2 separate regions of the Mus musculus genome follow, and region 1 is linked to region 2. The links are chromatin loops, found by intact Hi-C in ENCODE. Cell type or tissue: heart. All regions are shown on one strand. Links, peaks and the distances in the headings refer to the core of each region. The heading gives the core; the rest is flanking DNA.

Region 1 (16,266 bases), core at 3,218-11,217, 120 kb after region 2:
GCCAGATCTAGACCTCAGAGAGACGAACACAGGGTGCTGCCTAGAGCCTCATAAGCCAGCACAGGTCCAAAGAAAGAAAACACTCATTTCAACAGGCAGGTGGAACTTGCAATCTGTGGCTCAGCATTTAAGTGGCACTCCTGCCTCTGAGCAGACACAGAAGAATGAGGCAATGTCCTTCTAGAAAATTCTGCTCTGTTTCTAACAAGCAATAGATACAGAGCCAGCAGGTGTAGACCTAGAAAGCCCTCCTGTCTGGACTCAATGTCCTTACCCTGAGGTCTTGGGCTTCTGGAAGCAAGTCCAGGACCCCTTACTCTTACCAAACAGAGAAAGCCTCAGGTAGCACAGGAGTGCGCATCTTCCTTTGTACTGAACACCCCGCAGTGCCTACTCACTGTGTCAGGCCTGTGCCAGGCACATGACACTGTTTCTGGACCCCAGCACCTGCTGGGAGTACACAGCACGGCTTTCCTCTTGCTTTAAGATTTCTCCTCAGGGTCCAGTCGTCACTGACCAAGAGGGACTGCATCATGCAGACCTTGCTACTTACATGGTCATGAGAAACTGACTTAATTTCATGATTAGTTACTTGAAGTCACTATATGGTGAGTTATTTTATTCCTTAGAACATCGTTTCTAATAGGGACGTATTGTCACTCATCTGAAAGTTCAATAGCTGAAAGGAACCAAAAGAACGTGCTAGATATTACGTAAACTCAAAGGAGAGTGTAGAGATGACACAGTCTAGTCTCCAAACGAAAGGAGAGAGGGGAGATCAAGACACAGAACAAACACATGGATGGTTTTCAAGGGCACTGTGCACCAGCACTGTCAGCCTCACAGGGCAAGGCAGGAGAGGCATGGACACACTTCTTACTGCAGTACTTTTTTTTCTGTGTTCATAGTCACTAATTTCTAACACTAATTTTGGATGTAAAAATGTTCATTCCTTCTGTAAAAGCCAGTTGAAATATTTTTAAAGGCATGGTGTAAGATTTGTGAGATGTAACAGGAACCAAACATGTTCTCTTTGTCTCTCTCAAGAACAACAGGGTAGAAGGATTAGTGGCCATGTGCTGTGGTCACTGGTGACCACACACCATTCCTGGATAATAAAAAGAAGCTGTTTCAGTCTGCTAAATGCTCTCCAGTGTGGGCTTCGGAGCCCCTCTTCTAAGAAGACTCTAACTGTTCGCATCTGCTTCTCTTCTGAGGATGTCACATGCAAACAGCCTTGGGCAACAGAGGCCGTGTTTGTGTTCCTCTGGGCGGTCTGGCAACTAAGGCACCCCACACACTCCCGGATCCTTAACTTGCTGTCAGGATCCTAACAAGCTGCTGTGGATGCTGTGGATTTACTAGGGTGGGGCTGTGACCCAGATACATGGGCCTTGGATCTGAGAGTCTTCAAAGTAGTAAACCATGGTGAGTGCGAAGCTCCTGCTCTACGCCGTGTGAGAAGCAGGGAAGTCTGTCTGTCTCTGGCCCAACATTTCCCATCTTCTGCTGTTACCACGAACCTGTGGCTGGCTACTCTCAGTCCAGCTCGTCAGCAGGGAATAACAAGGCCCTCACAGTCCCTCCAAGGAGTCCAATGCTCTGTTTAAAACAAACCAACGGCCACTGCTCAGCACCTTTTTTTACCTGGTTCTAAGTAGATTGTAGTAAAACACATCCTTTGGCAAACACCACCTACTTTTTCAGGGAGGGGGTCATCAAAGCACACCAGTCTAACTTTTGTGCTGCCAATTCCTGGAGTAGCCATAGATGCCATAAGAAAGCCACAGGAAAGTTCCTATACTGACTTCCCTGAGAATATTCCTCCACCCTCAACCATCTGTGACGTTAGGCTCCTCATCCTCATATTGTCAAGATTAAGTTTGTCTTAGCAGTGAATCAAAATTCAACTACAGGACTCCAAATACCTCCACAGCTTTCTGAGTCCTTTTTAGAACTGGTTTTGTATGGATTTACTACATCTTTTTGTTTTGTTTTGTTTTGTTTTGTTTTGTTTTCTTGATACATCATAAAACAAAGTGGAAGAGTTCCATATTAGGATTGTGGAAGTTATTTTGTCAACATCAAAGCTACTTTATTTCTAATTTCTGAGGTTCTTCTAGACCAATTACACACTGCCACCGATTATGAAAGTAGCGCTCACAGATGTTAGGAGCTCAGCAATGTCACTTGTGACTTCATGAGGATATGTCCTGTGGCCTTGTCCTACCAGAAGTGCTCTCTCAGCTCTGGCTCTGCACAGCCTCTGGCTCTCAATGCCTGCAGCATCTTCATCCTGGTAACCTACTGCTATTTATACTCTTGGCATTGGAACTCTGCATATTTCAGAGAGGACTAGGGTCACAGGCTATCTCTTCTGAGAGCTGCACAGTGGCTGGCTGATGGTCAGCTCTGCTCTCCTGAGGGTGGCTAGCTAATGACCAAGAAGTTCTTGCAAAACAGAAAGGTGGATGAATCAGATATACATATACTTTTCTCGTAAGCTAACACTGAAAATAAGAGCCCACAACATGAAACGTCCAAGTAGGCATCCGTTCTTGCAAGAAAAAGCAATGAGGTTTGTCTGTATGACAAACAAGGGTGAAGTCCCACAGACTTGATCCACCTGGCCATGCCAGACAAGCACTAAGGAAATCTGAGCAGTTTTCATAGACTCTACCTAGGATGTCCATGCAGGTTGTCCCCTGGGAACCCAGGAAGCTTGTCACAGGAGGTCATCTTTGAGAGGGCCACTCATCAGGAGACCATTAGCAGCTCTAGCCATCACTGGCCACAGTGGTCTGCCAAGCTCCCATTTTAATTTCATTTTTTAAAAAAATACTTATTTCAATTTTACATGTATGAATGCTTGCCTGGAAGCATACACACATATTACGTGTATGCAGAAGCCTATGGAGTTGAAGAGGGCACTGGGTTTCTAGGAACTGTAGTTATAAATGTGATGCCATGGGTGTTGGGAACCCAGCAAGTGCTCATGGCTACTAAGTCATCTCACCAGCCTCATGTCTAAGTTCCTTTCCTCTTCCTCCTCCTCTTCTTCATCTTGTTATTGTTATAATCATTATTGTTGTTGTTGTTTGGTGTGTGTGTGCGCACGCGTGCGCCTTTGCCACAGGAATGCTTTTCTGAACTCTGAGGTTTTTACTGAACAGAGCCAGCCTCGGTGACCACAGTGCTGACCCATAGCTCTCATTTGTTGCCAACTGAAGTCAGTTTTTTAGTGCTAGCCCTTCATTGGAGCAGTGAGACTGACTGATTATATTTGTGTCGACAGACTGTGAGGTCAACTAGACAATTTAGGGAATGTAGCTCCAGAACCACATGTGTGCTGTAAAATCACAGGTCATTAAAGGAAGCTTTGAGCTGAAGCCTTCATTTTCAGAGGAGGAAACAGGGGTCTTAGACAGGTAGAAAAAAAGGTGCCTATTTAGAGCCCTTTCGCCTAGTGTGGGAGCCACTGACTAATCTGTGGTACTGGAAGCTTGAAAAGTATCGCAAAAGGTGAGGTGCTAATAACATTCTTTAAAAATGTACTATGTTATAAGACTTAACAGAAAGAAAGAACATAGAAACAATGATTTCTTGTTGTTTATAAGTCAAAATGATTAGGCCAATAATTTAAGTTAATATAAAATACATTATTAAGACTAATCTCACTTTTAAAAAAAATTGTTTTAATGTGGCTCCTAGAAATTTCGCATTAGTGATGTAGCTGTAACTCTTTTGTTAGGTAATAGGTTCAGAGTGGAGTGTTGGACTTGAGTCTTGCTAACAAACACCAGACTATGGACTTTAATTTCTTTCTTGAAAAAGGTGTACACATGACTGTTGAGCAGAAAGATCCCAGACAAAAGGTTGTGCTGTTGATACCTAGGCTGATACTCAGGGGCCTTTGGGTCTGTGACCATGACGGAGGCACAAATCAAAGGCCTAGTGACTCAGAAAACTTTCAGTTCCACTCAGAAGACAAACTCAACAAACTCACAGTATTACAATAATTATGTCTTCAGAAACCTGAAGTCCCATTTTCCTGTTTGCTTCTGATAAGTTTCTATTATTCTTAGATGGACCAACTTCAAGGATAGCTAATATTTTAGAGCCAAGAATTCAGACATGTGCTATTATTCCCTGGGAACTAGAGTCACCTTTTCAGAGCATTCCAGAGCCATAACATTATGTTAGGAACAGTTACCTCAGCAAGCCATGGAAACTGTTGGTGTAAAGCATTGAGGTTTTCTTTTAAAAGGTTTGCTGAAATCCCCACTGTCACAAGGCTACATTAGTTTTGCTTGTGGCCCACCAGAACAGTAGCAAGTGGTTCTAATTTTTTTTAAGGTGTAGGTGACCTCCAACCCCTCAAGGGGCTGAGAAGTATAGACAGCTAGGATCCCACTCCCAGACTTAATCCCCAAACCTACCTCTCTGATTCTCCGTTTGGCTGCTTAGCAGCTCTGCACATTTTGTCTCTTCTTCTTGTATTTCTAGATGAAAGCGACATTCTGGATGGATGCTGCTCACCTGTTCAAGTGAAAGAAATAGAAGTAACTAAAAATGACACAAGAGAGGGTTAAGCAAAAATCTACAGGAAGATCCAACGCTTCACCTTTCTAAATTTCTTTGAAGCTGAAATTCATTTCAAATCAGCTATTTCATTTTCCTGATGTGGTTATTTAAAAAAAAAGAAGAAAAACTTTACTATTTTGTGAAACAAACATAAAATCCAATAGAATACTTTTTCTGAGCAGGAGAGTAAACTGACATTGTATGTTGTTATTACTAACTTAAGAGCAATGGGCTGTTAGAAATGTTCATCTCTCAGAATTGAAGAGCTCCCATTTCATAGTCTATGGTTTGCTTAAGTAAAGCAAGTTAACTCTTAGTGGCTGTGGGTGTGCACAGACACTCTGTGTACCTGGGGATCCTCTCTGTGGTCACCCTAGAGTCAGAATAGGTTAAGTGAACTTTCATACGCTTCAGGGCACATTCAAAACTTAACCCTACTCGTACTGGTAACATTGTTATCATTGAGCAGCTTGGTGTGAAACACTTTTTTAAGAATGAGAGGGATTGGATGGAAGAGGCAGCGCTGAGAGAAACAGATCTGATCCAAGGAGCCATGGAAGGTTTCTGCAAAGCTTTCACGGAGTCCTTAGGCACTGAAGCTGAGCGCCAGCCAGAGAGTATAGAGAGCATCTGAGCTCGCAGTCCAGGAAGGCAGCATTTTCTGATCGCTGTTCTTATAAAGACCCAGTGTCCTTCCTCCCAGGCTGGGCTCCTTGTGGAGCACTCACTCTCATTACTTGTCTGTCTGTCTGTCTGCTTCAGTTTCTCCCTGTCTTAACAAAAATTTGCTTTTACAAGACAGTAATGCAAAGGAATCCTGCTCAGTTAGGTATGGCTATCTCTGTGTTTAGTTATCCTACTGTTGATCTAGGCCAGCTAGCATCCCAACGAGGAATACAATTTCCCAATAGAATCAAAGGACAAAACTCAATGTTGAATTTTTCTGCTACATTCACTTCATTTAAAATCACTTGAGGTACCTTGGATTTACCAGCTCATTGCTACACAACCACTAAAATGCAGAGATTCGGAGGTCAAGCAATAGCAACTCACTGATCTGAATTTCAGAACTGATGAGATGATAAATTAAGGTGCTAAAAGCCTGGTATTGCTGACATTCCTGGAACATGGGGAACGATGAAATGTTGGGATGTCTGAAAGGTTAAAGTGATTGGAGTCCCGAGGATTCTCGAGCATCCTTGGGAAGCTTCCCTCAGCTGCCCGTGGGGGCAGAGAAGATATGCTCCAGAAAACTGAAATTTCATCAACAATGACGGATGGATTTCCTTAAACATCCCCTCCCCTCTTGCTGCACACACTAAGCTTAGTTGGCTCCCTCAGCCGGAGGCCTAGATATGTGTGGAAACCTTAAGCTCCACAGGGATACAGTTCTCAGAGCAGAGAAGCAAATGCAAGAAATAAGGCTCAAGCCCTTCTTTTTCTTTCTTAAGAAAGGTTTTCAAATAAAGGGTAGAGTTCCGGAGAACTACATAAAACCAATGCAACCCATGTAACAAACTTCGGTTCAGGGGTTCTTTTGGCTCTCTTAAGAAGAAGAAGAAGAAGAAGAAGAAGAAGAAGAAGAAGAAGAAGAAGAAGAAGAAGAAGAAGAAATAAAAAAGAGAGTATTTCCAAAAGGAAACTTTCTTAGCCACAGCACTTTCCTTCTGTCACATACTAAACAAACACTCAGACCAGGAGATGGAAAGAGAAATATTTAACCACAGAGTAACAGCAGTTTCTATCGGAAGCAAAGTCAGAGCAGGTGGCCCGGGCAGCGGCCACTCTTCTCGCTGGGTGCTAGGGGTGTTCCCAACTCCAGGAGCACTGCCAGACCAGGACCCAGGTCGTCCCAGGGGCGGGGGTCGAGGAGAACTTCAACCCCACTTCTGGCGAACCCGCAACGGCGGTGGGAATAGGAAAATTCCCCTGAGTCCAGCAGCCCAGGGTTTGGTAAGGCTCAGTAGGAAGCATTCTGCTCTGGATTGTCTCCCCTGGCCCCACGCTCCGCCCGCTCGTGCTGGGACTCGGAGGTGAGCCCCGCGGTCCACTGCAGGATGCGCCTCTTCGGGAAGTGGGCGCGGGTTCACTCACCCGCACCAGCAACCAGCAGTAGCAGGTCAGCACCACCGACGCCCTCATCTTGGGCTCAGCGTGCTGCCTCGGTCCTTGGCGCCTCAGCAGCACGGTCCCCTGCTCCGGGCCTCCCAGCGCGGATTTCCTCAGTCTCGCGCCTATCGCCCTCTCCGCCTTCCAGGCTGCAAGTCCCGGCCCCGCCCCTCGGCCCAGTCCCCGCCTCGCGCCCCTTTCTCCTTTTTGCGGAGTCTCTCTCTGGCACTCCGGTCCACCAGATCTCTGTCCAAACGTCCCTCCTTCCACCCCTACTTCCCTCTGAAGTGCAAGACCCTGGGCCTCACCCCGACCCCCTCCTGGCCTGGGTACTTCCCTTGTCAGCCCTGCTCTCTCGCGCTCCTTCCTCCCAGGCTCCCTCTGCTAACCGAGCTGTACTGCCTCCCTCCTCTGCGACCCCACTGTGGGCTGCCGTGTTCAAGCCTTTGGAGAGCTGGTGGCTCAAGTAAGCAGATGCTCACCCACAGAGGGCATTGCCCAATTCCAGGTAAGGGAACTTGAGCGCTGAGGTAGCATCTGGCACCAACTCCCTGTGCAAATGCGAAGCCTGTGTGCAGCACAAGGAAAAAGTGCAGAAAGTGGCTGGACGACCATGGTTAGGTCTGCACTGGTGTGAGCAGAGAGAAAAGAGAAAGCTCTTGCATGGCTCCCCTTGAGAGCCTAAGGCCAAGTTGAACAGAAAGCAGAGACTTCATCAACGCAAAAGTGGGTCTGCTCATCGGCACCCCAAACCCTCAGGTGACACGTGTGTGGCTCATTGTACACTAGGCTTGTGGAGACACTGCCACTGTTCAGCTATGGTTTGGCTGTCTGTCGACAGACCAGTCTAGGGAAGAGCAGAAAGCTACCAGCAGACAATAGTACTCCATTAAGTAAAGCAGGCAAGTTTTAAACTTCTTATTCAGATATAATTTCAAGCCCAAAGTCAGAAGTCTGAAATAGTACAAAATGTATCCTTCACACTTTGGGGTGTCTATCTGCCCATTATTTTTCTCCCCACTGAGTTCATCATGTGCTCCATGACATCAGAGCCCCGTGTACCCTTGGACCTAGGTTTCTATCTGTTTTCTGTCACCCTTCCACTATCTGTGCATCTGCCTGTGTTTGTCCATCAGGGGATTTTATGGAGGAGAAGGTCTGGGCACTAGGTCTGCAGCTTGGGGCCAGGAAGCTTGGGCTCTGGCTTTGTCCACAACCCCTGTCCGCTGTTTCAGCCAGTGAACCTGATCCACCTGCACATTTGTAAATCACAACATCGACCCCTGCCATTGCTCCATCCCAGAGGGTTACAATTAGAATTAGGAGAGCTGATACACCTGAATTGTTGTGAGGGATGCATTCTAAAGTCACGTCCGGATGTTATTGGTCAAAACTGGGTGAGACGCCAGGGTTCCAACCACAGCAATGGCATATATGATGAGATGAAGTGATAGTCCTGACAAGGATGAGATACAGGCACGGGGAGACAAGAGGGACTTGTTTTCCTGGGGGTATCCTGGAGGAGCGAAGGTCCTAAAAAGACTGGTCATGTCTTTCAAGGTCTCTCCATTCTTCTGAATTGGGGTAAGGAGAGAGAGAGAGAGAGAGAGAGAGAGAGAGAGAGAGAGAGAGAGAGAGAGAGACTCTTGTGCCTATGGTGACTGCTTGGTTCTGATGGGACTTCACATTGTTCACAGCCTGGATATGAACCTGAGTTCAGCCTTGTGTTGTGCCCTCCAGCATCCTCCAGACCTGCTCTTAGCCCCGTTTCATCTCTACCTACTGATGTCTGGCCTTCCTATCCCTTCCCCACTGACATCCTCTTGGGCAGTTTCCTGGCACCTTCCACTTGAGTGGCTGCTCTGGTTTCCAGACTCTAGGGTTTCAGTCCTCACTATCACGGAGGCTTCTCATACCCAAAGCAGCAGCAGCAGCAGCAGCATTTGGGGCAGAGTTCTTCACAAGCCATTTTAGCTAACCCTCTGTTCTCTTAGGATGTGGTCACAGAGTCCCTTTGCTTTTTTGCCAGTGAAGTTTTGGGTCAGCAATGACGGCCAAACAGCTAGCACCTTCCACATGGAGTGGGTCCAGTGATGAAGCTTATCAGAGACATTAGAAGCCTGTATGAGCACATAAGAAGAGGATCCTCAGGAGCTGACAAGACAATACCCAGTAACATCCGCTGACTCCCCCTCAGAAGTGCTGCTGCCTTCGTATCTACAAGAGCCTGGTGTTCAACATAAAATCTTCAACAACAACAAAGAATGAAAGCGATTGTTTCATCTCTGTTTGTCTTACTTTTACAAAACGACAGTTCTTTCCCAGCACTTCCTTCTGACACCGCCCTGTAATAAGGGGAGCAATTTCAGGGGAGTACATAAACTGAATCTATTTGCTGTGCCTGGAGGGGGTGGTTATGAGAGACACTCGACCCATTAGGGGCTACAGCTGCGGTTGTCTCCAAGGCTTCTGCACCTCTCATGTGCACAGAAGGAAGACAACACGCAACTGATTTGTAAAGGGCAAATCTCCTTTGCAAAAACGCATCAGATGATGGGTTGGTGGCTCCTCCTGACTCCTGCTAATACCCTGCAAAGCAAACTAAATGTAAGATTTATATGCATTTCATATTGTTATGAGTCTTTAAAGTGAAAATGAGTTTTACCTAATATCCTGTCAAAGCTGGGGAAAACAACCTTGTAATTTATTTTATTATACAAATCTGAAAGGCCAGCCTTTGTGTCTTTTTTTTTTTTTTACAGAGGTAGTCAGTGAATGGAGCAGGTTTTCATGGGTGTCTCACCTCACTATCAGGTCTGACCCACCCATACCACAGGCTCAGTTTTTCTAGAAGGTGAGCAGCTCATAGTACCTGTAAAAATATATATATATGTATATATTTTTAAATTTAACTTTCCTTATAATTTGTTTTTATATTGAGCTTAATGGTAATCTAGTAATACATGTGTGTTGAGCACAAACGCCTTTCCAGACTCTGAGCCTAATCTTCCCTGCATGGTCAAGGTTCTCCAGGACATCAGAACCAAGAAGAGAGGAAAGAAGATTTTCTAGGGCTCTGTCTTACCTGAGTATGGCGGCTGAGAAGCCCCACAACAAGCTGTCTACAAGCTGCAGAAGCAGGAAAGCTGGTATCATGGCTCCATCTGGGTCTGAAGGCCTTGGATCCAATGAAGCAGCTGATGCAATTCTTAGCCCAGGCAAAAGCTCAAGAGCTTCTGGCTTCCAGAGTTGAGATTCTCAACCTGGAGTTCTGAGGCCCAAGTCAGGGGACCCTGGATTCTCAATACAATCAATAGAGAGGAAGACAGCTTGAACTCCAAGAATCAGGGAAAGGTAGGTGGGGGTGGAGACGGGCCATGGCTGAATTACTCCACAGCTACCTTCTTTAGCCAGATCTGAGCTCATGAACTCTGGTTCAGGTTCGACTCAGTTGTGTGTTATCAGTACTGAAAAGAATGGATTTGCTCTTCAGATTTTGCAGTTGAGGCACAAGTTATGCAGAATAAATAGCCCAGTACTTAGTGCTAAGTTTTTCCTACACACAGGCCAGAGAAGGGATGCTCTATATGAAGATTCAGGGAATCTCAGAATCCAGGAGCTCCTTCTCTGTCTTCGAGCCTTCAGATGGACCCCTTCCACACACGCTGTGGGCTGTTTTGTGATTGTTGTGCTGTATTCGTTTTCTAAGGTGGTCTTATGTAGCTTGATTGGCCTCAGACTCTGTTCTGCATTAGCTAGGACTGACCATGGATTTTTTTTTATCTTCATCTCCTCAGCAGTGGGATTATGAATGTGTGCCACTATGCCTAGCCATAAGACTCTGAGTTACACCTGAGAAGCACTGCACCTGAGCAGATCGAGAAACCAGCCCGCCCCAGTGAAGCCAGCAGAGGACTATGGTGTCTCTGTCTCTGCCATTTGACATGTGCTGGTGTGCACAGAGCTCTTGCACGGTTTCAGGTTCACAGGCCACCACGACTTTGCAAACTCACTGAGAGCTTGTGACCTACCTTTATCTCCCTGTCGCTGAGCTGTCTGAGTAGAGCTTGGGTGTGGTGTTTGTGGCCCTAGTGTTGACTAGTCTCATTGTCTTTGCTCCTGGCCTGTTCCTAGACAATCATTCAGAAAGCGAGAATGTCCTACAGACCACTCAATCGAAAGCAAGCGTTTATGCAGCACTCCAACTGTTCTGGGTGCTGTGTTTGGCCATGCAAAGAGAGCCCAGGCTTGTTATTACGGGAGTGTGCTGTCTGCTGAGGAGATCAGTATCCACACAGAAGTCACAGGGCAAGCAAACATGCTTTCTTGTGGTTTTGCCCTAATAAGTTAAACTTATTGGCTGAACAGTTAGATGGACAGATAGCAAGTAAAAATAACATTGTGCTTTTAATACAAACCTTCTGAGTGGAGGTTACAGCTGAGTATTCCATTTGATGCTCTGTAAGTGAAGAACTGGGAGGGTGGCTAGCCTATGGTGCTGCCCACATTTTTGCTGAGAATTCCCCTTTACTCTACCAGAGGACCCCTGGCTGATTGTTTTGACCGGTCTCCCTCCCCACAGGAGTCACATTCTGCAGTGTTTGTCTCCACACAGTGGAGTTTCTTTTGGGGTAAGCATGGTTAAGGAAGAGTAAGAGAAAACCAGAAGAGGGAGCTAAAAAAGCAAAACTCAGAATCCACAATCCAATTACTTTTCTTCTTCCTCCTCCTCCTCCTCCTCCTCCTCCTCCTCCTCCTCTTCCTCCTCTCCCTCCCCCTTCCTTCCTCCCCCTCCCCTCCTTTCCTCCTCCCCTCCTTCTCTTCCCCTCCCCTTCCTCTACCTCCCTTCCCTCCTCCCCTTCCCCTTCCTGCACCTTCCTTCCCTCCTCCCCTCCCTGTCCTTCCCCTCCTTCCCCTCTTCCTCCCCTTCCTTCTCCTCCTCCTCCCCCTTTCCCCTCCTCCTCCTCTTCTCCTACGCTATCTATAGGTGTCAAGGAGTTTATCAGAAAGACAATTTGTTTCGACATTTAAGAGAAAGTGTGCATGATAGCCATTGATCTATCTGAGTTTGTCTGATTTTATCATGCATTTCTTTTTTTTTAAAAGATTTATTTATTATTATTCATTAGTACACTGTAGCTGTCTTCAGATGCACCAGAAGAGGGCGTCAGATCTCATTACAGATGGTTGTGAGCCACCGTGTGGTTGCTGGGATTTGAACTCGGGACCTTCGGAAGAGCAGTCAGTGCTCTTAACCGCTGAGCCATCTCGCCAGCCCCCTTATCATGCATTTCTCATCCAGGGCTTATGGGTGACTTTACAATGGCCTCAGGATCCTCATAGTTTCATCAAGTTTAGAGCCCATGGGTACCATGAGACATCTGAGTGTCCCTAAGCATGAACAAAGTGCTTCTTGAAGAGTGCTTGGGGAGCTGTGACAGCAGCAGTGGACTCCTGCTTTTTCCAAAGGATGCATCTTGTTTTTCTGGTGTAAATGCCCTTCTGATGCTGAGGATTCTTTAAGTGGCTCCCCCAACAAGCCAAGTGAGCAGATAGCCTTTGCCACAGTGTAGCGATCATCTCCTGCTGGTTGATGTTTTCTTCTTCAAAGAATATTGATTTGAATTTGGAATAGTGAGTTTGAAGATGCTAAGTTCCCTCTCTTAGCATCTCCAGGACAGATGAGAACACCAGGGCTAGTGGGGGTGGCCCTGAGAGCCACAGATATTGCCCACTCTGTTTTTCTATTGGGAGAAAAAGATCTTGTTTTAGTCATGATTTATTTAATTACAAAAGTGTGTGAAACATCAAAGGTGTGTGAATTAGTTTGGAGCAAACCTTCAATTTCAGGATATAATCAGAGTTCAGTAAGTGAAATTAAAAAGCTCTGAGGCCAACGTTGCCTTAGTTTTGTTGTCTTATTCTCTTTGAATAAGAAAATATTCAGGGCTGGGAGCCAATGGGAGCGCTTGTCTGGAGTTCATGATGCCTTTGGTTCCTTCTTTGATGCTGCAAGACAGGAGAGGAAATAATACCTTCATTTTCTTACATTTCTTGTCATGAAGTGCTCCTTTAAAAGTAATGTTTTAATTAAATTCTTAATGAAATGAAATGAAATGAAATGTAAAAATGGAGTCTTGTGAGCCGGCAGCCGGGACAGACTGGAACATGAGGTGAGAGGGAGGTTTTGGGATGCTGTGCAGGATGTGAGCCTCACTCATTTTCCTTTTTAGCGGAGAAGAACTTACTGAGAATCGATGGGGTTGGAGTGGACGCACTGGACTCCACTCCAGGTGCGTCACCCCAACCCCAACCCCAACCTCTGGTTCTGGCAAACAATACCTCTCATTCCCAGCCACATTGTTCCTAGCTTAAAATGTATGGGTAGATGCCTCGTGCCCCAGTCCAGGAAGTGCCGCAAACACTCATGTTCCCACCCCTGGATCGAAGGTACTCATGCTGGACTCCCTGTGCAGTAGCACTCTTGTGTACCTGGGTAGCGCCTATAAATATGAATGTTCTTGTGCACCATATATTCACAATCAGGACTGTGTAGCTGTGCCCTGCCCTTTACCTATGCAGCTGCCTCTATGCAATGCCCTGCGGTGGTGTGTGAAATCTTTCCATCTGGGCTCTCTCCTGGGTGCTTCCTGAGGCTATAGTGTTCTGGCCAGGGGAGCACTGCCCCTCAGTGGACAATGTCTGCCTCGCACTATCTTCTGATTGGGCAGGGGATTCCCAGTGTAGAGGTGAAACAAGAGGCCTTGAAGAGTGGGCCATGGGGAGGGGCACCAAAGGTACTGCCTGCCTGACAACAGGGCTAAAGGAACATTTGAGCTGAGAGGCCAGGACCTGTGTGAGCAATATTGTTAGAACCCGTCTTCCTCCCAGCAACAGAACAGCATGATATGTGTGAAACCAGGCACGAGGGACAGGGGTTTGAGCTGTCTCTTGTAAATTCCAGGCAACGTTTCCTGGGAAAGATGCCCACCAAATGTGAAAGAGGGCAATGCAGAGACTCAGCTTCATTGAAAGTTAGCTCTATATCTTGGAGCTATAACATCCTAGAGAAGATGCTCCACTCTCCCCCTATCCCCCAGAGACAGTGCTACACCAAGAACAGTAATCACACACGTCAGTGATCATTCACAGATTCTAAGTAGCTGTGATAGTCTTAAACATAGCAGATCAAAATAGTTGAGACTGACACATACCCTAATAAGTCAAGTTCTCAGGATAGGGAAGCTGTCATTCATCTATGACTATTTGGACACATGTGTATGTAGGTGATGTGATACATGCTTTTGTGTGTATGGTAATGTGTGCATGAATACATATATGTGTAGCTAGTATGGTGATATGTCTGAATGTAGTGGGGCATGTGTATATTTGTGCAGTTGATGTGTGTGTGTAGTATGGTGTGTGTGCAGTTGGTGTGGTGCATATGTATCTGCATATGTGTCTGTGACTTATGTTATATGTAGCTGGCATGGTGGGTGTGTTTGTGTGGCTGGTGTAGAATGTATGTATGTGTTTGCAGCTGGTGTGATATATGTGTCTGTGTGTGACATGCTATGTGTATAAACATGTAGCTGGTATCATGTGTCTGGTGAGATGCATGTATTATATATTCATGTATATATGCTGTGGTATGTGTAGCTGGCAGCTTTTTTATGTGTGTGTGTGTATGCATGTGCTATGATGTGTGTGTTTTGTGGTATGCCTCTGTGTGTTGTGGTAACTGGCAGCTTTTGTGTGTGTAGCTATGCATGTGCTGTGATGTGTGTGTTGTGATGTATATGTTTGTATGCTGTGTTGTGCCTGTGTGTGTTGTGATAAGTGTAGCTGGCAGCTTGTATGTGTGTATTTATGCATGTGCTGTGATGTATGTGTTGTGGTGTGTGTCTGTATGCTGTGGTGTATGTGTGTATGTTGTGATATGTGTGTCTATATGCTGTGGTGTGTGTATTGTGGTGGTGTGTCTGTATGTTGTGGTGTGCCTGTGTGTTGTGGTGTATATGTTTGTATGTATGTGCTGTGCTGTGTATGTTGTGGTTGTGTAGTGGAGTTGCATGTGTCTACTCACCTCATGGTCACTATTTCTCAGCACTTTCAAGCCTGCCATCTTTGTGTCAGAGAAAAATAACTTCACAAGGGAGCAGATGGCATGCAGGGAAGCCTGGTCTCTTTGCAAGAATGTCATTGCCCCCAGGACTTTAGGGATTTTCAGACATTTGCATGGGTTCAAGGACAGTAAACACTACATAACTGAAAGTCAATAAAATATTGCTTAGCTCACTAAACAGACCAGGGGAAGCAAGATGTTAAATGCCATCCCTCTCTCCCTCTTCCTTTTCCTCTTCTTTCTTCTTTCTCCTTCCCCCATCCTTCCTCTTCTTCCCTTTTCCCTTTCACCCCTCCTGTTTTTTTCTTCTGCCGCTAAGTCAAGCTTCTTTTAGGATGACCTGCTGCACAGCTGTCATCTCAAATTAGTGTTTAAAAATAAAATGAAATTAAAATAATTACTTGGGTACTTCAGACAAAATATACTCTTGCATATTGTGTATATTTTGTGCATGTCATATGTGTGTTCTAGTATATGAGTGTAGACATATATGTGGAGGTCACAGAACAACTTCAGGTGTCTATCACCTTGTTTGAAACAGAGTCCCTTGTTAGCTGCTGCATGCCCCGGGCTAATTGTGAAAACTATCCACATGTCTATTGACAGATGAGTGGATAAATAAATGGTATAAATACACATGGGAATACTAACCAGAATTTTAGAAGTAGGAAATACTGTCATTTGTCACAATATGATAGATCCAGAGGATTTATGCTAAGGGGAATAAATCAGAAAGATAAGTATGATCTCACTCAGGTAGAATCTAACTCACTGTTCTGGGGACAAAAGCTGATGACTTTTGGCAATTTCACAGAGAAAGTAAAAAAAAAAAGAAAGTCAAGCACACTCGCGTGTGCACACGCACACACACACACACACACACACACACTGGCTGAGCCTGAGCACCTGTTTCATCAATTTCACAAGTGCACATGCATGCTTATATACATACACATACCTACATAAGTATGTATTCACATACTTATATGCAGAAAGACAATATATAGGCATACTGTACATACATACAGACACACATATATAATATACACATATGTTTATATGTATACACACACAGATACACACACACACACACACACACACACACACACACACACACACACACACGGTGGATGGAGCAGGAGCAGAGGCCCAACAGCCACCCTTTATTTCTTCTCAGTCTTTATACCTTCTTAGACAAAGTTCTTTATAAAATTACCTCATAGATAAAATGTTTCACAAAAGGGGGGGGGTTACAAAAGGATATTGATAGTAAGTTCAAAGCAGTGTTTCACATTATAAAGCCACAGTTTCACATGGCCTTGCTTTATCATAGTGCACACCTCATTCTTGGACCTGACCTAGAATGAATGTTTTTCCTTGATCACAAATCTGTCCCAAGCCTGTTTCTCTTCTTAGTGCAGTTTATGAAAGCTCATTGTGTTCCTTAT
Region 2 (16,266 bases), core at 2,366-10,365:
TTGCCCTGCCCACTGCAGCCTCTCACCACCAGTGACAGCAAAAAACCCAAATAGCATCCCATAACAGCTCAGGGAAACAAGTGGAAAACCAGGTCTGCTTCCTGTTGCAGCTTTTCCTGGCCAGCATGTGTATATCCCAGGGAGGTGGGATGCTCCTCTCGATTATGGAATAATCCAACCCAGTGATCATTTATCATCATTTATAACTTGACACTCCAAATTATAAATTTCTCAGAGGAATCCTGGGGACATGAAGGTTGGAAGAGCTGCATTAGTAGTACCATATATGGAAAATACATTTTCTTTCTTTGAATACTCTGTTTAGAACATTTGGGACAGTGAAGGACAGAAGATAACCATAGTAGCCTGCAGTTTGTATATCAGAAAATCTCCCACTAGCTGGGAGTATACAGCATTCTTAGTGTTTTAGTTTGAGGGAAGGGCAAAGCCAAGCATGAGGTGGATTCGACATGGGAGTGTTTTGCCATGTTTGATCCTTAATGTGATCTTGGCTGGATAGAGAGTCATCTAGGAAATGGAGGAACACCTCCGGCTATGTTTATGAGTATAGTTCAGAAAAGATTTCACCGCGGAGAAGACCCACTCTGGAATATGGGCCACATTATTTCTAGGGCTGAGGCCCTAGAACCAGATGAGGGCAGCATTGCCCTCTCTCTGCTTCCTGGCCCTCCGTGATGTGAACTGCTCTACCACACCACACCACAGTACTACACCACACACACAGACACACAACACAAACACACATGAACACGCACAAGCACACACACAGACACACACACACACACACACACGCCACTACCACCGCAATGGATTGAGCCCCCTCAAGCGATGAAAGAATAAAGTTCTCCTCTCCTTAAGCTGTTCCTCCCCTGGTTTCTGTGTAGTATTGGTCATTGCTAATAAAACAAATGAACATAAATATCCTGTGAGGATGCTGGAGTAGCATGGCATGACACCGTGAGGAGAGGGTTCAGCTGCTGGAAGAAAGGCTGGGATCCCTGAGGAGCCTGATGCAACTCAATGCTATGGGTGGGAGGGAAGGAATAAGAATAAAAGGGCTTTCCAGAATTATTGCTGTATTTTAGTTTCCCTTTTTTTTTTGCCTTGAGTACATTGAGTGAGTGTTTATAGTGATTCCACTTGGTGTGTCATGTTGATGTATCAGTTACAGCTCTTAGTGGTTTCCTGGGGTTTATAGCATCACATTTCTCTTGCTTAAGTCATTACCCTTCCTCCTGGCAGTCATGCCTTTCCTCCTCCTGAGCTTTAGGGTTAGCATTAGGGTAGGCTGGGGTTAGGGCTAGGGAGAGGGGTCTTGTCAGGTCTGGGACTTGCGGGTTCACGGCGTAGGTTTGTGAGATCTTTGCCTTTCAACGTTCTGCTTAGCACCGTGGTGAGCCCTGCCTCACAGAACAAGACTTGTGCGAAACACAGGCCTGTTGGTGGGGCTGAGGGTGTCCGAGATGTGCAGTTTCTAGGTCCCTGCCCTTTCCAGAATCTGTTCTCCCCACTCCACCAACTGCAAGGTGTCCTGAGGAGACGGAGTGAAGGTCCTGGTAGAGTTCTTCCTCTCCCAGCAGCTCCTGTTGTCACCAGCTTCTGATTACTGAAGGTATCTGTCCCGGTTCTCAGCGAGCTTATCCTGAGGAAACCTGACCGATAGCTCCACACCAAGTGGTTCTTTATCCCCTCACAACCGAGAAGACAAAAGTGCATTTGTAAAAGCATCATGCAGTACGGCATGCCAGGCACAAGGGGGCAGCAGCAGCCACCTGAGCTCTGGCCAGCCTACTTGTCCACACTTTATGCCTGAATGCTTGATTCCAAACACAAGAAGCAGTAGGCTTAAACACTCTCACAGTAATACAACCCTTCTATTTATATCCAAGGAGAGGATTCTCCACGTTGATCAAACAGGGGAAACATTTTATTTTTTTTAAAAGATTTTCTTTATATGCATCAAAGCCAAATAGCTGAAATGCCTGCCTACCTCATAGCATAACCTTCTTTCCAGGGAGACTGTGTTAGTGCTGGGTATCTGAGGGCAGCTTAGGTTCACTGAGTCACAGAGAGCACCCACTGGACAAAGAGACGCACCACAAGTGGTCATGAGCCAAATGGGGCTTTAAGAAAGCCTCCAGCTAAATCCATTTTTGTGGTCCTGATGTGAGGCTTAGTCACACACACACACACACACACACACACACACACACACACACACGATAACACTAAGCAGTCCTGGTTACAGTGTGGTTTCACCCATCGCTGACCCACCATTGCCTCAGCCCCTGTATCTCCTGCAAGTGGTGGTCAGAACTTTGTGAAATCTCTTTCTGGGAGGCAAGGTCCTCCTCTGGCTGGCATCAGGCTTCATTCTTTTCCATTTCCCAGCATGAGATGCCAGTTAGAGGATCATTGTCCCAGTGGTCTTGACAGCTAAAGGAGGAGCACAAGTGGGTCTTCAGTCCTTACTCATCCACAAATGGGACATCTGTGTTACACCTCCTCCCCAAGGCTCAGGAAACATCACAGAAGGGGGGCAGAAAGACTGTAAGAGCCAGAGCTTGGAGAGGACGTGGTGAGACACTATCTTCTGGACATGACAAGACCACTGCACTCATGAACATCCAGAGGCTCTGGTCACCTCCACGAGACCCTCACAATAGCAAGCCATACAATATTTAGAGAGACCCACAAGCCCCTACTATCTGAACTACTCACAGCTGGTGGCTGCTAGGGGAAGGACTGTCAGTTTTCTTTAAGAATATGGTACCTGGTAGGTTCATCATATACCAGTGGATGGCCCCATACTCCTGTCTGTATGAATGGCGCCAATTAGATGCTTCTGTGAGGACATGAAAACTGCCCGCAAGTACTCAACACATTTCTCACCCTCAGAACTGAGAAATAAATCTCTTTTTACAACTAAAACTATTTTTGCATTTATTTATGTATATGGTGCGTATGAGTGTACCCAAATATGTGCAAGTGTGTGTGCCCTAGCATGTGTATGAAAGGCAGAAGACAGTTAAGAGAATCAATTTTCTATCGAATGGCCATCAAACTTGCATGTGGGTAGCAAATGCCTTTACTCACTGAGTCATCTTGCTGGCCCCATTTTTCTTTTTCTTTTTTGTTTTGTTTCTTTTGGTTTTTGGTTTTTGGTTTTTTGGGGTTTTTTTTGTTTTTTTTTTTTTTTGTTTTGTTTTTTGGCAACAGTTTTTGTTTACATTCTCAAGCTGTGTCCTTACAATACAGCGCTGCTGTGCAGGTCAGGAAAATGTCTCTACTGAAGGACCAGGAGGAAGCCAAAGGACTTTGCAGGGTCCTTACCCGCCTCTCATCTCCCTCTGATGTGAAGGATGCACACCATAACCACCAGCTCAGCATAACCAGCAGCCAGCTGGGCACACATAGATGGTCATTTGGGGATAATGGCTAATGAAGCTGGCATGCATATGAAAAGTGGGGCTAGCTATTGAACTGGACATCAGGAAGGTGTCCTGGGCATTGACAGCAGTAGCTCAAGAGCAGCTTGCTGTTGCTGCCGAGAGATGTGGAGAATACATACTCTGCTCTTGGAGGCTACCCTGAGAGTCTAGGCCTTTTCTCTTCAGCTCTTTCTAAAAGTGCACCCACACCCAGACCCTGTGGGAAAACTTGAGGGAGACCATGAGCAAGTTCAAGGTCAGTATAGCAAACAATCTGTTTAGAAGGCTTCCCACACTTGACAAGTGTCACCAGGGACCAAGCCTTTTCTGACCACACATGTATTTTCACTGTTACATATATGATTAGAATTTGGTTTTTAACCCCAGGCTATAAAATAAAGTACTGGTGCTATATTGGGCAGTGGTGGCACATACTTTTAATACCAGCACTTATAGAGGCAGATCTCTAAGTTCAAGGCCAATCTGGTCTACAGAGTGAGTTCCCAGACAGCCAGGGTTACACAGAGAAACCACAGCTCAACAAAAACAAAACAAAAGTACTGATGTTATCTTTTAAGATGCCGCGGCAGGGTCACCTGCAGTGCTTCATCAGTTCTTATAGCTACGACTGGCTTCTGTTTTCAAAGTGTCATAGTGGTTCGAAGTTGTAGCCAGGGCAAAGAGCTGCAGGCTCTGTTTTTAATCTGTCTGTGTGTGTCTGTCCTCTAATACCATCTAACTACTACCATCTGTTAATCATCATAGTGATCACCATGTAGCCTTTTATTTGTCTGCATATCTATTTACCTATCATAGTAGTAACTGCTTGTCATGTCAATGACCTATATCATACGTCTATCATTTAGTTATATGTCTGTTAATGTGTCATATATATCTATTCTTACCTACTTGAGCTTCAGAAAGTGGGGTAGCTCATGGCAGGGTAACCTCAGCCTTAGCCTGGTTCAGCATGTGAGCAGCCTGTATTCAGGGTGTGTTTCTAAAGTGTGAAAAGGTCCTGCTTTTTTGATCACAGTTCTGCTTTGGTAAGATTTTTTTTTTTAAGTGTTTGACTTGACTTTCTAAATGTCTTTTTTTTTTTTTTTTACTGAACTGAATTACTTGGACACAATTTAGTTTCTATATGTAACCACTTGAAATTTTCTATTAAGAAATTTTTTTTTGTTGCATTTAACAGACATTTGAGGAAAAATGACAAAACAGCACAAAATAATTACGTTGTGACACTAGGATGTTATGCTACTGCAACACCCAGCCTGGGACACAGCCTTGAGACTGGCCACAAGGTGGGACTTTTAGGCCTCTGGAACCCCCTCTGTGGAACAGCATGGGCAGCATTTTCAACAGGCAGGAAAGATGGAATGTAGTGCCCCTGTGACAGTTTCCTTCGTCCAGTCAGGATTTACCCATCTTTCTGCCTGGACTGCGTGGTATTGTCTGGTTCCATTCCATTTAAATCTCATCAGTTGTCTGCTCATCTCCCTTTCCCATCAGCTTTTGCATTCTTTGTGAGTAGAAGTCATTTAATTGCTACCCCGCCTAACCACTGTGTACATTTAAGTCCCATTTGTGGACTGTTTTCATAAGGCAATCAGTTATGTTTCAAAAGCTATCCATTCACCGCCATGCCATCTAGAAAACAGAATTATACAGGATCTCTGCCTCTAAGCATAGCACTTCCCCAAGTTTTGAGGTCCTGCAAATTGAAAGTTGGAAATGTACCTTTGGAATCTTTATCTTGATCACATTCAAATTCACGATGTTCTTGGAAGAATGATGTGTCAGTGGTTGCTTAAGTGCACTATGTCTCGTCCCTGGACGTTATTTTCAGGGAGGGAGCGTTGACACACTGTGCTATAATGGCTGTCAAATGCCTCAGGAAAATCACCTGTCTGCATTTCCAGGGCACTGATGACCTAGAAAGACCAGGGTCACTGCTGTCCACTCATGGCGCCCATGGTGTCAGATGTATGTGTATGAGGCAGAGCCTGTGGATGGTAAAATGTATTGAGTAGAGCATTCATAAAAAAGTCCAGATGTTTCTTCCGGGCCTTTTTATAACTCATTCCAGTTGCCACAGGGACAGCTGGTGTCAACAGGAAAGCACAGACAGGAGAGCAGCAGCCGGTGGCACTGAAACTGGGTCAAATGAGGTCCAGGTGGGCTTGTTCCTCGCCCGTGCTACCCACGGATGAGCATCACTTCTATCTGTTGCTTTTAGTGATCAGGGCCTGGTCTACACCTGGGAAACAAGACTCTCAGAACCACTGAGACATGCAGAAGACTTTCACAGAACCAGTCAAATCTCTGTCCTAACATTATTTTTGATATTTTGAAGAAACCCCCATAGTTTTCGATGCTGGATATGTGAATGCACACGGCTTTCAGCTTATATTCTGCTTCCTTTCTCACTGCCTTCGTGCTTTTGATAGAGGTCATCCTAACTGGATTGGAGTGACATCTCCTTGTGGTTTTGATTTCATTTCCCTGATGACTAGTGAAGTTTTTTTTTTTAATTGTTTGTTTAAAGTTTTTTTTATTATTGTTTGTTTGTTTTTAAATGTATCTGTTTCTTTTTGAGAAATGTTTAAGTCTATTGCCTGGCTTTAATAGGGTCATCACTAACTATCACCTTTATACTGCTGTTGTGTGAGTCTCATATATATGCTTGAAGTTATTCCTTGATGGGTGATGAGTTTACAACAGTTTCTTCCCACTCTCTAGGATGCCTCTTCACTCTGTTGATTGTTTCTTTTGCAGTAAAGAAGCTTTTGTGGCTTGATGTAATCCTGTGTCTATTTTTGCTGGTTTCCCGGGCTCTTATCCAGAAAATCTGTGCCCACTCCGTCGACCTGAACCATTTCCCCAGTGTCCCTTCCTGGTAGCTTCATAGTTTCGGATCTTACATTTCAGTCTTTTAATCCACATAACTTGACTTTTCTGAGATGCCTTAAATTTTTTCCCACGGGGATGTGGGTGGGGTTTTAAAATCGCTAGCACAGGGCTTGTAAATCCTGAGCCTTATTCTGAAGAAGCAGTTTCCACCTTTATAATGCCAAGTGTTGGTGCCCTTTGAGGAGGATTCTCCTTCCTGCCAGCAGGGTCTTCCTCAGCAGCCTTTGAACCAGGAGCACATTCCGGCCCTTATCCCTCTAGCTCCCATCTCAGGACTTCCAAGGCTTTGAGTCCAGGCCCTGAGCCCATTGCCTTCAGTGATTCTAGCACTACTGAATCCCTCAGGGTCCTCCTTCGTCAGGTGAGATGTGGGACATACACTTGGGGCAATGAGTAACACTTGCTGTGCCTGACCTTGCCTGGTTCAGTCCTCAGGAAAGGCTTCACTGAACTGATTTGAACTGACACACCTCTGCTTATCTGAACTACTTTCTCATGGTAATTAGACTAAGCATTTCTTTTCAATGCATTATCTAAAACTATAAAATAATAAAAATGCTCACATTCTTACTTGAATGAAAGTATAAACCCTTACACATTAAAATCAGGTCGCTACATTATTCTTTTAAGTTACGGTTATTTTTTAAATTGTAAGCATAATAGTAGCACAATGGAGATAAGTGGATAATTTCTTACCCTGCCAATAATATAGAAAATTTTAAATTCAAAAATGAGAAGAAAAGTACAGTATTGACACCCAAGGATAAGTGTGCTTCATATTATTACATTTTAGTCTCTTTTAAATGTATAAACATACATACATCTATAAAAATAAAATCAGTATAGCATATCTGTGTAGGAAATCTGTTGATGCAGGGTTGTTCAGTTTGCTATTGTTAAGACAGTCTAGTCTTCTTGGTGACACTGCTCCTCTTTCTTACTTGGTCTGAAGAGAGCTCCGCCCACACCTGCATCATATTTTCTGAAAGGCGTCTCCTTCCTCACAGGACACTGGGTGTTCTGAGCTGCAGTTGCCAAGGTCTTCATTCTAAAGGGATGGTACATGATGGACTGGCTGATACTTGAGGGGTGATCCTTGAAGACAGGACAAGAACAGAGAATTAGTCTTGTTTAGAGTATACATTTTTGAAACAGTGGTTTAGACTGTCTTCTTTTTAATTTTCATAGGAAAGAGATCATTACATAATACCAGGGACCTCATTGCTTAGAACCCGATGAAGCACTTTTCCTTAAACTCCCTGGCACAATGGTCTAGACCATGTCCCAGATACTCGGTCTTTCTTGAAGCAGTGGACCTTCCAGTGTCTCTTCAGAAGAAATGAGTTCATGTGGGTCTACTTACCCTGTCTTAGCCTCACTGTCCAGCCTGGCTAGTGCTTCAGGTCATACCCACATCCAGTTGAGTTAGTCAGCTCTGACATCATAGGCTGTTCACTGGCTGCTTGCAAGAATAAGCATTGTACTCTCAGCTGTGGGATAATATCCATTTCTTCCTCTGCCCTGTCTGCTAAACATTTTTCTTGAATCTGCTATGAGCAGGTGCTGAGCTGAGAGTTGGGGAACCAAAGACGGGTAAGAAATTGTCCTGGCCTCTTGGTGTGGGTGGGTAAGCCAACTCTAGCATAAATCAGAAGACCTGCCTGCAGAACTATTTTGTTTGACCTTTGCAATGTTTTATAAACGTTTGAATAGTTTCCATGGGACACAGCCTTGAGTTCCCCACAGGTCTCCCATACCCTCCCCAGTTCCCCCTGGAGCCGATGACCTATGAAGTCCGCTGTGATTGCAGTCTAAACACTATCCCCTGAGACGCCACCAGCAGAGGGCTGGCTCTGTGGAGGTTGAAGGTTAGACATGGAAATAAACATGCTTGGTAGGTCCTAAGTCTGGTGTCGCCTAGGGGACTTGGAGGCTTCAGCAGGCATGGTGAGCGTTGTGCCCAAAGCTTCTTGGGAATGTTTCGGTAAAATTGGAATAGACCACACTCACACTTAGCTTGTCAAATTTGGTCTCTGCCATGGGATTCTCAAATGATTCTATGTCAATGGTTCTTGATGGTTGGTGAGACTTTGTATATACAGTGTCTGCTTTCCCACTCTTTCTTTCTTTCTTTCTTTCTTTCTTTCTTTCTTTCTTTCTTTCTTTCTTTCTTTCTTTCTTTCTTTCTTTCTTTCTCTCTCTCTCTCTCTCTCTCTTTCTTTCTTTCTTCCTTTCTTCCTTCCTTTCTTTCTTTCTTTCTTTCTTTCTTTCTTTCTTTCTTTCTTTCTTTCTTTCTTTCTTTCTTCTCTGTCTCTGTCTCTCTCTGTCTCTCTGTCTCTCTCTCTGTCTCTCTGTCTCTCTCTCTGTCTGTCTCTCTCTCTCTCTCTCTCTCTCTCTCTCTCTCTCTCTCTCTCTCTCTCTTTTCCAAGACAAGGTTTCTCTGTATAGCCTGGAACTCACTTTGTAGACCAGGCTGGCCTAGAACTCAGAAATCCGCCTTCCTCTGCCTCCCAAGTGCTGGGATTAAAGGCGTGTGCCAGTACCACCTGGCTTTCCCACTGTTTCAAGAAGTATTAGCATGTCCTACATTCTGAGATAAATACTGGACATATGCAACTTTATTTGTTGTTTTATTCTCATGTATTAGGAATATAGAACTTTCATTTATTGAAGATTAACAAAATCTTCCAAGTAATCCCTAAACAAAGCATGAAAATCAGAAACAGCTACAGCGGCTGTTCTCAACCCCTTTGGGGGTCAAATGACCCTTTTGCAGGGGTCACACATCTTCTATTAGCACCTTGCCCTGTACTGTCAGAAGTGAAGGTTGCAGTTTTTTCCCCTCCATTTCCCCAAACCTAATATCCACAGCCAACCCAGACTAGGGCTCAGCATTCCTTTCAGAAAGATCTAGTCCTGTCCTTGGAGGGATTGTGAGTTCTTGTTTCCAGGAACATTCTTCTTTTGTCTCAGTGCCTTCTGGAGTTTGTAAAGAGCAGCAGAGCAAGCATCAGCAACACCCAGAGCCACTGGTGTAGCTCCTTACAAGTTTCTGTAGTTCCTAGGGAATGAAGTCTCTTGGATAGCCATTCACTCTCAGCTGTTCAGTGGCAAAGAGATGCTCCTCACATTAACTTGCCATACATCCCTTTCATCCTAAAAAAAAAATGTGAATTTTTGGGGGGAGAAATTGAGAAAGATCTGGTTTCTGTAGTTGTACTGTGTACCTTAGAGAGTCACTTGCATAAAAGAAACCTTTTAATTTTAGTGCTTCAGGATGCTTTCAGACTGTTCAACAACAATACTTTCCTGTGTGGCAGGCCAAATGTAGAGGACTCAAGCTGTGCTCAGCAGAAGGCCTATCCCAAGCTTGCTTTGTCCCATCTGCCTGTTAGTGAATACCACACCTCTGAATGATTTCTGTGTGCTGATCCCAAGATGTACCTTGATTCCAGAAATGTCAAAACATCAGAACCAGGGCAGAGAAGCAGCCAAGGTGCTATATTACTTCATGCTGTCTTATCTGGAGTCTTGGATCTCAGCTGACTCAGTGCAGAGTGTTGTTGTTTCTGATATTCTGCTGATTCCTGGTTTGAATTCTTTTCTGTGCATCCCTGTCTGCTGGCTTTGGAGCACTGGGCCTGGAGTGTGGCATATCTCTTGCCATCCAGGGGTCTGTTTCTGGTGTGTGCTATGTTCTGCTTTCGTCTGCATCTAAACTTCACACTCTAGATCGCTCAAGTGCTTGGAGTTTTTTTAATACACCGAACTCTCCAACTGTGTAGGAATTAAGTGGGAGAGGCTCCTACCTCCTCAGAATTTTGTGTAAACATTCATGAACAAAATTCCTGAAAATGCTTTCAGAATTCATCTTGCCAACAAGGGCAGGCTCATTCCCTTCGTTCTTGCAATCAGCATATGTGGTGAGAACTTGTGCAGGGAGGCCACTAGCATATGTCTGGTTTGTGCAACGTGACATATAGCTCTCCTGTCTCCCAGCAGTGAACTGTCAAGGACAAAGCAAGCCCAGGAGCATGCACAAGCCCTGCAGCCTGCTCACCACATAAGACGGAGAGCATTGAATGCCGATGAAAACAACTAGGGCGTGAAGTTTCTTTGTCTTTTCTCCTGGCCTCAGAATGGCAACAACTACTTTCCAGTGATGTATGGAACCCCACAAGGCCCCTGCTGTATCTTTACACTGTTGTAAGAAGTGGCCTTTTCCTCCTCGTTATAAAGAAAACAGATGTTGACTCATGAGCCCCCTAGCCACTCATCTTAGGTAGGGTTATGATTGCTGTGATGAAACACCACGATCAAAAGCAAGTTGGGGAAGAAAGGCTTCATCTCACTCACAGTTCCATGTATCAACTCCTCAAAGGCAGTGAGGGCAGGAACTCATGCAGGGCACCTGGAGGCAGGGGCTGATGCGGAAGCCATGAAGGGGTGATGCTTACTGGCTTGCTCTCCATGGCTTATCCTGACTGCTCTCATATAGAACCGAGGACCACCAGTGAAGGGATCGATAGCACCAACAATGGTCTGGCCCTCCCCCATTGATCACTAAGTAAGAAAATTTCTTACAGCTGGATCTTATGGAGGCATTTCCTTAATTAAGGTTCTCTCCCTTCAGATAGCTCTAGCCTTTGAGAGGTTGACATAAAACTAGCCAGGACTCCACTGCTGGGCACAATAAGCTCACTGTTCCTCTCAGACTTCCCTACTCCCATCTAAATAAGTGAAAAGACAAACAAACCCATTACTTGTCCTTAGCTCATGGAGTTTTTGCTAGCAGGCTCTTTTCTGAATGGAATGTCTGTGCTCAGTGCTGAGAATGGCTGGGCTTTCAGTAAAGCCAGTGCCCACTGCCCCTCAGAAGTGGATGAGCTGAGCTGGGTCCCTGGGAACATACCCAGGTGAGGTGATTCCATAGATAATTGTTCTTGCCATTGTCTTAATAATTCTGGAGACAGCAGCAAATTTTAGATCTACTCTTGCAGACATCATTATTATGAACTCCTGAGCAAAAGACTCTAGAAGGAAAAGAAAAGAAAACAGAGGAGAAAAAGACATGGTGAAAGTCTGATGGGTAGATTTTTAATTTTTGTTATATTTTTATCATTTAAAACAAAATTTAAATTTACATACATTTTGATAGTATTCATCCCTTCTGCAAAGTCCTTCCAGGTCCTTTCCCCTAACTTTTTTTTTTTTCCTCAAAGAAGAAGCAAAAACCTAATATAAAAACACCCACTCCCAAAATCAATTAAAAAAAAAACAAACCTCCACCAAAACAAAACAAAACAGAAAAACAAAAAACAAAGCACCAAACTGAACCAAATAAAAGCACACAAAAGAACTGTGGAATCAGTTTTTTGTTGTAAAGCTACTCCTGAACACAAGGCCTGTACTGGTGTGGTTGATATACCCAGCGTCACTCCATTGGAGACAACTGATTTCCCTCTTCCAGGTAGAAATGACAGTACAATTGTTAAACCTTTATTATTGTATCCTGGTTTTAATTTATTCATTCACTGACTCATTCATTCATTTATTCACTCATTCATTTTTAAACACAACAAAATAAAATATAATAAGATAAAACAAAAGGCATCATCCTGAGTGAGGTAACCCAATCACAAAGGAACTCACACAATATGTATTCACTGATAAGTGGATATTAGCCCAAAACCTAGGATACCCAAGATATAAGATACAATTTGCTAAATGCATGAAACTCAAGAAGAATGAAGACCAAAGTGTGGACACTTTGCCCCTTCTTAGAATTGGGAACAAAACACCCATGGAAGGAGTTACAGAGACAAAGTTTGGAGCCGTGATGAAAGGATGGACCATCTAGAGACTGCCATATCTGGGGATCCACTCCATAATCAGCTTCCAAACGCTGACACCATTGCATACACTAGCAAGATTTTGCTGAAAGGACCCAGATATAGCTGCCTCTTGTGAGACTATGCCGGGGCCTAGCAAACACAGAAGTGGATGCTCACAGTTAGCATTGGATGGACCACAGGGCCCCCAATGGAGGAGCTAGAGAAAGTACCCAAGGAGCTAAAGGGATCTGCAACCCTATAGGTGGAACAACGTTATGAACTAACCAGTAACCCCCTGGAGCTCGTGTCTCTAGCTGCATATGAATCAGAAAATGGCCTAGTCGGCCATCAGTGGAAAGAGAGGCCTATTAGTCATGCAAACTTTATATGCCTCAGTACAGGGGAACGACAGGGCCAAGAAGTGGGAGTGGGTGGGTGGGGGAGTGGATGGGGGAGCGTGTGGGGGACTTTTGGGATAGCATTGGAAATGTAAATGAAATAAATACCCAATTAAAAAAAGGGGAAAAAAAAGAAAAAAAAATAATCGCCTTGGTATTGGACAGGAAAACCAACAGAAAGAAAAGAGACCGAGAGAAGGTGCAAGAATCAGAGACTCACTTGTTTGCACACTCAGGAATCTCATGAAAACCCTAAACTGAAAGCCATAATATGTACACTGAGGACCTGGCATAGAACCATGAAGACCCTGTGCATGCTGCCTTAGTCTCTGTGAGATCATAAGAGCTTTTTTTATTTAAAGGGCCCTGTTTTCTTGGTATCCTACATCCCCTCTGGTACAGCCTTTCTATCTTCTCTTCATCAGAGAGTTCCCTGAGCCCTGAAGGGAGGGATTTGATGGAGACATCCCATTAAGGGCTGTGTGTTCTGTGGTCTCTTGCTCTCTGCATATTGTATGGCTGTAGGTCTCTGTATTTTTTTCTTATCTACTATCAGAGGAGGCTTCTCTGATCATGGCAGAGCAAGACACTGATCTATGAATATCACAGTGTCATTAGGAGTCATTTTATCACTACAATTTTTTGCTTTTATCTTCTTTTAGGCTAGTATTATTTGGTTTTATCTTAGATCCATGGGCTATGTAGTCTCAGGTTCTTGGTCACTTGAACAATGTCAGGTATGGGTTCCACCTCATGGAATGGGCCTTAAATCAAATTAGTTATTAATTGGTTGTTCCCACAAGCTTTGTGCCACCATTGCCCTAGCATATCTTGTAGGCAGTACACTAATGTTGATAAAGATTTTGTGGCTGGATTGGTGTTTAAGTTTCTCTCTCAGTTGCATAGAGCACCTTCCTGTACTGAAGACACTAGAGCATAGGGGTGGAGGCTGTATGTAGGCACCAGCAACACATCTCCATGTTCAATGAGTTGTGTAGGTGTTGTCTTCAGCTGTCAGTTTGTGGAACAAGGTATGACCTTGGCAACAATGTGAATTGTTTGGGACTTCCCATGAGGTCTCTTTGACAAACAACTCAATTAGATGTAACCCAGTCCTGGTACTGGAAGCTTCACTGGGTGACAAGAGATGGCAATTAGGACTATGTCTTCCCATTATTTGGGGATTTCATTTAGATTGTCATCAAATATGTATATGTTTTAGAAAGTTTCTACTTTATTGGGTTTCTATAACCACTCCTCAAATGCCCCTTAGTAGGCAGTGGTGGTACACGCCTTTAATCCCAGCACTTGGGAGGCAGAGGCAAGCAGATTTCTGAGTTCAAGGCCAGCCTGGTTTAGAGTGAGTTCCAGGACAGCCAGGCTTCACAGAGAAACCCTGTCTCAAAAACAAACAAATGCCCCTTAGTTTTTGCTGTGTCTCACCATATTCCCTCCCACACTCCATTTCCCCTCAGTCAATGCTTGATCTTCACGTTCCAGCAACCCCCACACCCACATAATTATCTATTCCATTCCCCTTTCCTATTTCTTCTAGTGTGCCTTTCTCAGCACCCATCCTCTGGGATTTTCTAGACTTAGTTACATTAACTTAATAGCTAATATCCTCGTGTAAGTGGATATATACCATACTTTTATTTCTAGGCCTGGAATACCTCACCCAGGACACTGATTTTCTAGTTCCATCCATTTGCCTGCAAATTTTATAATGTTATTTTTTTAAATGACCGGGCAATACTTCATTGTGTAAATGTATGGCACTTTCTTCATCCATTGTTCCACTGGGAGACATTTAGGTTGTTTCAAATTTCTGGCTACAATTAATCAGGCATCACTGAACACAGCTGAGCAAGTATCATTGTGGTAGGATGGAGTGACCTTTGGGTATATGCCCAAGAGTGGTATAGCTGGATCTTGAGGTAGAGTCATTCTCATCTTCCTGAGGAATCACCACATTGATTTCTACAGTGGCTACACAAGTTTGCATTCCCATCAGCAATGGATGAAAATCCTCACCAGAATGAGACATCACTTTGTTCTTGCACGCTTTCTCACGACCGGCCAGGAAGAACACAACAAACCAGAATCTTCTGCGGCAAAACTTTTATTGCTTACATCTTCAGGGGCAAGCGTGCAAGCCCCAAGCCCCCAAAACGAAAACGAAACCCCGTCCCTATTTAGGAGAGTTATCCTTCGCCTAGGACGTATCACTCCCTGATTGGCTGCAGCCCATGGCCGAGTTGTTGCCACGGGGAAGGCAGAGTACATGGGGTGGAGAAATACCCTTGGCACATGCGCAGATTATTTGTTTACCACTTAGAACACAGCTGTCAGCGCCATCTTGTGACTGCGAATGTGGGCGCGGCTCCCAACACTTTGTTATTTATTGCAGCCATTCTGATAGGTGTTAAGATAAAATCTCAAAGTAGCTTTGATTTGCATTTCACTGTTGGCTAAGGATGTTGACATTTCTTTAAGTACTTCTCAGCCATTTGAGTTTTTTCTATTGAGAATTCTCTGTTTAGATTTATACCCCAATTTTTAACTTTTTAAAAAATTTCTTCATATCTAGTTTCTTGAATTTTCTTTTATGTATTTTGGATATTAGTTCTCTATTGAACGTGAAATTGGTAAAAATATTTTCTGTTCAATAGGCTGCCTCTTTGTCCAAACGACAGTCACCTTTTCCGAGCTTCTCAGTTTCATGAGGTTCCATTAATTGTTGATATTAGTGCCTATGCTAATGGTATTTTGTTCAGAAAGTCTTCTCTTGTGCCAATGAGTTCAAGGTTATTCCTCACTTACTCCTCTATCAGGTTCAGTGTATCTGGTTCTATTTTGCGGTCTTTGATCTACTTGGAGTTGAGTTTTGTGAAGGCGATAAGTATGGATTAATTTGGATTCTTCTATATGCAGCTACTTGGTTTGACCAGCACCTTTTGTTAAAGATAATATTTCTTTCAGTGTGTATTTCTGACCTCCATGTCAAAAAATCAGGTGTCCATAGATGTGTGTATTTGTGTTTGAATCTTCAGTTCAATTCCACTGATCAACGTGTCTGTTTTTGTACCAATACCATGGTGTTTTTATTACAATAGTTTGTAATACAATTGGAGGATGGTGATACATTTAGCAATTCTTTAATTATTAAGGATTGTTCTAGCTATCTTGGTTTTTTTGTGTGTTCATATGAAGCTGAAACTGTTCTTTCAAGGTCAGGGAAGAACTGTGATGAAATTTTGATGGGGATTGCATTCAGTCTGTAGATTACTTTCAGTAGGGTGGTCATTTTACTCTGTTACTCCTACAGATCCATGTGCGTATGAGATCTTTCCGTCTCCTCATATTGCCTTCAATTTATTTCTTCAAAGACTTGAAATTTTTATTACACGTGTCTTTTATTTGCTTGGCTAGAGATAACAAAAGATATTTTACAGTACTTGAGGCTACTGTGAAAGGTGTTGTTTCAGTGATTTCAGACTGTTTTCATTGGCATATATAGGAGGGCTACTGAATTTTGTGAGTTAATTTTGTATCCAGCTACCTTGTTGAAATTATTTATCACCAATTGTAGTTTCCAGTGGGATTTTTTAGGGTCACTTATGTAAATTTTCATATCACTTCCATATAAAGATACTTTGACTTCTT

Evidence for each region. A loop is a pair of places that touch in the nucleus more often than their neighbours do. Peaks named below come from ENCODE experiments on the same cell type or tissue, not always from the same donor. Only the 100,000 strongest peaks of a DNase experiment are listed, where the experiment ranks them.
Region 1: a loop joins it to region 2, with 5 times the contacts of the local background. A loop is called at or near these places in 26 of 42 quality-filtered maps.

Annotation. Positions count from the first base shown.
Region 1 is chr12:116,068,306-116,084,571 of GRCm38, reverse strand. It overlaps Vipr2 (vasoactive intestinal peptide receptor 2), which reads right to left and starts at 6,846. Exons shown (of 13, transcript NM_009511.2): 1 at 6,679-6,846; 2 at 4,440-4,539. The coding sequence starts at 6,726. Gm46383 (a long non-coding RNA gene) reads left to right here and starts at 6,341. Exons shown (of 3, transcript XR_001780734.2): 1 at 6,341-6,537; 2 at 7,068-7,201; 3 at 8,723-9,420. In heart, for the core only: no CTCF peak of the experiment used is centred there; a DNase peak (open chromatin) is centred at 6,871; H3K4me3 peaks cover 1,384 bases; H3K27ac peaks cover 996 bases; H3K27me3 peaks cover 4,337 bases.
Region 2 is chr12:116,188,311-116,204,576 of GRCm38, reverse strand. It overlaps Gm46330 (a long non-coding RNA gene), which reads right to left and starts at 7,798. Exons shown (of 2, transcript XR_001780538.2): 1 at 7,732-7,798; 2 at 7,133-7,463. In heart, for the core only: no CTCF peak of the experiment used is centred there; no DNase peak of the experiment used is centred there.